Regions from separate parts of the Mus musculus genome. Here region 1 is linked to region 2. Evidence: chromatin contacts called from ENCODE POLR2A ChIA-PET data. All regions are on one chromosome and are shown on one strand. Each heading gives the region's core, a stretch centred on a gene start or an enhancer-like site at or near the end of the contact. The rest is flanking DNA. Distances are from core to core; before and after follow the strand shown. Region 1 holds the start of Slc25a42 (solute carrier family 25, member 42). Region 2 holds the start of Mef2b (myocyte enhancer factor 2B).

Region 1 (3,194 bases), core at 163-2,662, 60 kb after region 2:
TTGAGGGCTTCAGACTTCTGGTTGGTGAACTGGGATGCTCTGAGCATCAGGCTGAGGAGATTATTCTAAGTCCAGAAATGACTCAAAAGCTGTCCAGCCCTGAGATTTTTGTTTGTTATTGGTCTTTGAGACAGGGCCTCTGAGTAGCCCAGGCTGGACATGAACTCCAGATCCCCCTGCTGAGATGATAAGTGTGTACCCCCACACCTGGTTTCTCTGGTGCTAGGAATGGAACCCCCAACTTCAAACAAGCACTCTACCAACTCCACTCCCGTCTATGCACTGTTTGCTCATTAGTTTTCTTTCCTTTCTTTTTGTGAAACAAGGTCTTAAACAGACCAGGCTACTCAAATTCACTGTGTGTAGCCAAGGTAACCTTGAACTTCTGATCCTACCTCTACCTGTTCAGTGCACAGATGACTCATAACATCATGCTGTGTCAAGAAGTGATTTTATATGCATATACATATACATATTGTGGTGTGTGTGTGTGTGTGTGTGTGTGTGTGTGTATTTACGTGTGTGCCACAGAGCCCATGTAGAGATCAGAGGACAACTTTTGGCAGTTCCCAAAAACTCAGTTTGCTGAGCCATCTCACCTGACCTCAAGCACTCTTTATAAAAGTTCAAGGACAACCTGGGTTACAGTGCAAGACTTTGACTCCAAAACTAATCAATAAATAAATACAATAAAATGAAATGCTAGAAATAAATTTAAAAGCCCTGTTAAAGCAATAACAGACCAGGTGGTACCCCACACTTTTAATCCTGGCACTTGGGAGGCAGGGGCAGGGAGATCTCTGTGAGTTCCAGACCAGCTGGCTCTACACAGTGAAACACGGTTTCCAAAACCAAGCCACCACTCGCACTACACGGGGGACGAAAATAAAAAATTTAAAACCACAAGTTAGGTGGACTTTGCTTTGGGAGTGAAGCGATGGTTGCGCGACAGGGACGGGGAGAGGCACGCAGGTGCACGTGTGTAGCAGCCGCGTCCGGGTGGCACCCGAAGCTTGCACCCGAAGCGTCCACCCGGGTTCCAAAGGAAGGACACGCAGCGGGCTGAGGAAGATCAGGTCTGCGAGGCACGCATGTTGGGTGCGTAAGCGGCCACCTTGGCCTCACAGGGGTTGTCACTCTCAGGGCAGCTCGGTGTGAAATTAGGGTTCGGCCTGGCCGTGGGGACCCCGAGGACGCGCGAAACACAGGGTGTGTGAGGGGATCTGTCACCTCTCCACGCTCGCGACACTGCTGTCACAACGAAACGGCCCCATGCCGCGCTTCCTCCCAGCCCGGGCCGCGAGAACCCCGCCACCCCGCGTCGCCCCTTGGCGCCTGCACTCCTTGGGTCGCGCTCACCTGCCCGGACGCGTCGCCGCTGCTGCCGCTACTGCCTCAGCCGCCTCAGCCGCTGCAGCCCCGCCTCGCGCGGGCCCTAAGCTCGAGGCCGGGAGGGGCCCAGGCCCTGCCGCCATTGGTCACGCCCTGTCCAATCAGCGCTGGAGACGGCAAGAATTGGTAAGCATGGCACAGACGGGCATCCTTTTTAACCAATCGCTAAAGGAAGGGGCGAGGCTACATGGAGGGGCGGCCCTGGTTCTTCTGAGCGTTCTACACCGGGTACAAGGCGGAGAGGCCTGGTGGGGGGCGTTCAAGAATTGGAACCCGCAGAAAATGGGCAGAGCTTCCGGCCAATTGCCAAGGGGTATAGGCGGAGCTAAGAGGAAAGGCGGCTCTTGGTTTCTGAGAATTCGGGGCACAAGGAGACAGAAGCGAGGATTGGATTCTGCAGAAAACAAGCAACGCTTTGGGCCAATAACTGAAGGGAGGGGGCGGGGCCTGGAAACAGCCCTCTTAGCCAATCGCTGAAGAGCAAGGTCAGCGCTCTGAGTAAGCTGGCGCGCTGGGCAAGGGCGAAGCTCGAGGATCGGAGGGTGTAGCCCGGAGGGCAACGATGATTGACTGCGACACTAAAGATGTACAGGTCCTGGGACCAATCGCAGAAGCTGTAGGCGGTGCATCTTCCAGGGGTGGGCGCGCTAGGTACAGACCATAACTATCTTGTCTGCCCTGGATGATCTAGTATGTTCCGCGCAGACTCCTCAGGTTCCCATGGCGCTCAGAAGCTTTACTCTTTCCTGAATTTAGACTTTGACAGTTGAAACACTCTTGGTTAATTCTCAGCCCGTCCCTCCTTTACTGTTCCCCTGCCGATGATACAAAGGGCAGAAACTCAGATCACTCAGCCTTCCTCTGCTACTTGAGTTCATGTGCAAAACATGGGAAGCAAAAGTGCAATCCTGCTGACGTGATCTGACTTTCAGAAAGTGACGTCTCTGGGTCCAAGCTTTATCCTTTACGAGATCTTATGACATCCCTGTGTTTGTGGTAACTGGTGAATTAACCAAACAATAAATACAACCACATGTCAAAGGGAACACAGAGAGGTCAAGCTCTTTGACCAAGGTTACAGAGCACTTTAGCTGTTCAATTTGTATATTGAAGCTCTGAACCCCCTCAGAAAGGGTAGTAAGACAGTGGGGAACGGAGTGACCTGAGTTACTCAGTCTGCTCAAGCCTTGGACAGAGCAATCCTTAGGTTCAATCTTGCCTCCCTGACCCCTTTGTGGAAACAGAAGGAGCCAGCAAGATGGCTCAATGGGTAAATGTTAATCCTACAGATTCAAGGAGAAAGACCACCGACCCAAATCATGGCCAAGAAAATTAAAGCAAGCAATTAATTAAAGCAAGCTTGTGTACATGGGATGTCTCTTCCTAAAAACCAGACATCAATCAACATTGAAAGTGGGGAAAATACATTTGTTTTATTTGTTTTTGTTTTGAGACAGTGTCTCACTATGGAGCCCGGGTTGTCCTGGAACTCACTATGTAGACTAGACGTGCCTCAAAAACACAGTGATCTAACTGCCTCTGCCTCCCAATTGCAGGGATTCAAAGGAGAATGCCACTAGTTGGGTTAGAAGATTAGGTCTTTACAACTCAGGGTAGGGGTTTTCCAAATGAGGATCTGGCAGGCAAATAGGGTTACAGACGCAGAACATAGGGTAACAAGTTGGTCATAACACCCACGGGAAACAGAGACATTGTTGCAAGGTGGCCATAACAGGATAACAACCTTTGAAACTAAGACATGGTTTTTTATTTCCTGGAACAGGTAGTAGAAAGAACCATTT
Region 2 (3,002 bases), core at 194-2,693:
GGTCCAGCGTGGCACTGGCTTGGTCCCATTTGCCAGCAGGATCAGAATTCTAAAGAATCCTTTATTTCCTTATTGGACAGGGTCTCTTGTTTTGTTTTGTTTTGTTTTTCGAGACAGCGTTTCTCTGTATAGCCCTGGCTGTCCTGGAACTCTGTAGACCAGGCTGGCCTCGAACTCAGAAATCTGCCTGCCTCTGCCTCCGGAGTGCTGGGATTAAAGACGTGCGCCACCGCGCCTGGCTATTGTTTGTCTGTTTTTATATTTATTTTGAGCCAGGGTTTTACTATGTTGCCCAGGCTGGCCTTAGTTAGACTTAGCATCTTCATGTGATTGTCTCAGCCTCCTGAGTACCTGGGATTACAGACTCAGCCACCAGGCCCAACTTATTTCTTATCTAGAGACAGTAGTCTCAAAATTACCCAGGATGCACTTGAGCTCTGTGTACCTCATACTGGCCAGAAACTTAGCACACTCCAGCCGACTGGAGCAACTGGGAGGACAGGCTGTGTCACCAAACCAGCTGCTAACTGTACTTCACTCCTATTAAGGTGTATGGTCCTGACTAGCCAGTCCAAGGTAAGGTCAGGGTCATCACAGTGAGGTCCAGGAGCCCTGACTCCTTAAGGAGGAGCCTAGCTGTTTGTACAGCCTTGCCCAGTGTTTTTTAATTTTTAAGATAATATATATTTGTATATGATTGTGGGGGGGAGGCGTCGTCTGTGCCATAGCAGGAGGACAGAGGACAACTTACTGGTGTGGGTTCTCTCACTCCACGTTTTCATACCGGAGATAGAACTCCTGTTACCATGCTTAGCAGGAAACCCCTTTACCCACTGAACCATTTCGTCTGGCTCCACGACCCTGTTTTCTTTTTCTCTTTTTTCTTTCTCTTTCCTTTTTTTTGTCTGGCTCCACGACCCTGTTTTCTTTTTCTCTTTTTTCTTTCTCTTTCCTTTTTTTTTTTTTTTTGTTGTTGGTGGTGGTAGTGATGGTTTTGGTTTGTTTGTTTGTTTGTTTGTTTTTTGTTTGTTTCCAGACACAGTTTCTCAGTGTGGCCCTGGCTGTCCTGGAACTTGCTCTGTAGACCAGGCTAGCCTCAACAATCACCAGCCTGTACTTCTCCAAGGGCTGGGATTAAAGTTGTATGCCACTATGCTCTGGTTGTTCTGTTTTGTTTTGGTTTTGATAGGGTCTCGCTCTGTATCCCATGCTGGCCTGCAACTAGCTGCAGTACTCCTGCCTTAGCCTCCTTGGCGTGCACTTCTCAGTCAGGCTTCTCTTTGGATCCTAGCATCTTCTCTCGGACGGACCTAGTTTGAAACGTCTAGGAGCCAGAACACAGCCAAGTATCCGCCCCTATGCAAATAACCTACTTCCACCCAATCAGCTCTTGAGGGCGGGGCTGCGCGGGAAGGCATCTGCCACTGGGCCAGAGCTATGCTCAGTGCAGCAGAAGCATAGGCGCCTGGACCCTCACAGTGCGCAGCAGGTGTGGCCAGCAGGGACCAGACTCCCGGGACTCCTGAGGTGTGCGCGGGTCTCGGGGCGGGTGGGATGCAGAGAGCCGTGAGTGTGTGTGTGTGTGTGTGTGTGTGTGTGTGTGTGTGTGTGTGTGTGTGTGTGTGTGTGTGTGTGTGTATGCGTGTGTATGCGCGCGCTGTCTTTGGGTTAGGGGGCCTTGCTTTCAGGAGTGTTTGCTGAGTAGGGTTTCAACTAGCCTAGTCTGGAAGTTACTATGTAGCTCATCTAGCCTCAAACTCACAGCAGTTCTCCTGCCTCAGACTCCTGAGTGCTGAGATCACAAGCATGTGACCATTAAATTGTTGGAGGTTTCTTCTTTCTCTTGAGAAGAGGGGGTTTAAGACAGGTCTTGCTCTGTAGTCTAGGTTAGTCCAAAATTCACTATGTAGTTCCGGCATTCGTAGTTCAAACTCAAAGCAGCTCTCCACTCTCAGCCTTCCAAGGTCCAGGATCTCAAGGGTGTGACCACACTCCACTGTTGGAAGTTTCAGTTGGCAATTTTAGAGAGGGTTTCACTCTACAGTCCAGGTTGGCCTAGAAGTCTATGTAGCCATACCTGGTGCTTCATGCCTTTAATCCCAGTCAGGCAGATCTTTTCAGGCTAACCTGTTCTACATAGTGAGCCCTAAGTGAGGCTGTATCATGAGACCTTGGGGTTGGGAGGAGCTCTGTAGCTCAGGCTAAGCTAGAACTCATGGTAGTGGATCTTTGGTCTCCCAAGTGCCAAGATCACAGATGTGTACCCGTGGGTGGCTGTGTTTGTGGTTTTCTTTGTTTTAGGTAGAGGGGGGTTGAGAGGTTGAGACAGGGTCTTTGTGTGTAGTCCAAAATAGCCTTGAACTTTCATCAGTCCTCCTGCCTCCGTTTCCAAAATGTCGGATCACAGGTGTGTTCCTACTTGAGGCTGTATTTGAAGTTTTGGTGATGGTTGATTGTGATGGCACTATATCTGGATACTGGCTGGTTTTGTGTGTCAACTTGACACAGACTGGAGCTATCACAGAGAAAGGAGCTTCAGTTGGGGAAGTGTCTCCATGAGATCCAACTGTGGGGCATTTTCTCAATTAGTGATCAAGGGGAGAGGATTCATTGTGGATGGTGCCATCCCTGGCTGATAGTCTTGGGTTCTATACGAAAGCAAGCTGAGCAAGTCAGGGGAAGTAAGCCAGTAAAAAACATCCCTCCATAGCCTCTGCATCAGCTCCTGTATCCTGACCTGCTTTGGTGATGAACAGCAATTTGGAAGTGTAAGATGAATAAACTCTTTCCTCCCCAACTTGCTTCTTGGTCATGATGTTTGTGCAGGAATAGAAACCCTGACAAAGACAAATTGGTACCAGAAGTGGGGTATTCCTGTGACAACCTGACCATGTTTTGGGGAGGACTGTGGAAGGACTTTGGAACTTTGGGCTAGAAGACCCATTGGGATGTTAAGAGCTCTGTGGGATGTTCTGTAGGAACTTGGAAGATAATGTTGAGAA

What was found. ChIA-PET counts read pairs that join two places held with the same protein, here RNA polymerase II (POLR2A).
Region 1: POLR2A ChIA-PET joins it to region 2 with 12 read pairs in embryonic stem cell. The contact joins the promoter of Slc25a42 here to the promoter of Mef2b in region 2. POLR2A ChIA-PET finds 5 or more read pairs at or near these places in 4 of 5 experiments (Patski and embryonic stem cell).

Annotation. Positions count from the first base shown.
Region 1 is chr8:70,210,869-70,214,062 of GRCm38, forward strand. It overlaps Slc25a42 (solute carrier family 25, member 42), which reads right to left and starts at 1,413. Exons shown (of 8, transcript NM_001007570.2): 1 at 1,360-1,413.
Region 2 is chr8:70,151,318-70,154,319 of GRCm38, forward strand. It overlaps Mef2b (myocyte enhancer factor 2B), which reads left to right and starts at 1,444. Exons shown (of 9, transcript NM_001045484.2): 1 at 1,444-1,527. The region is part of intron 1 of Gm45929 (predicted gene, 45929); the gene reads left to right.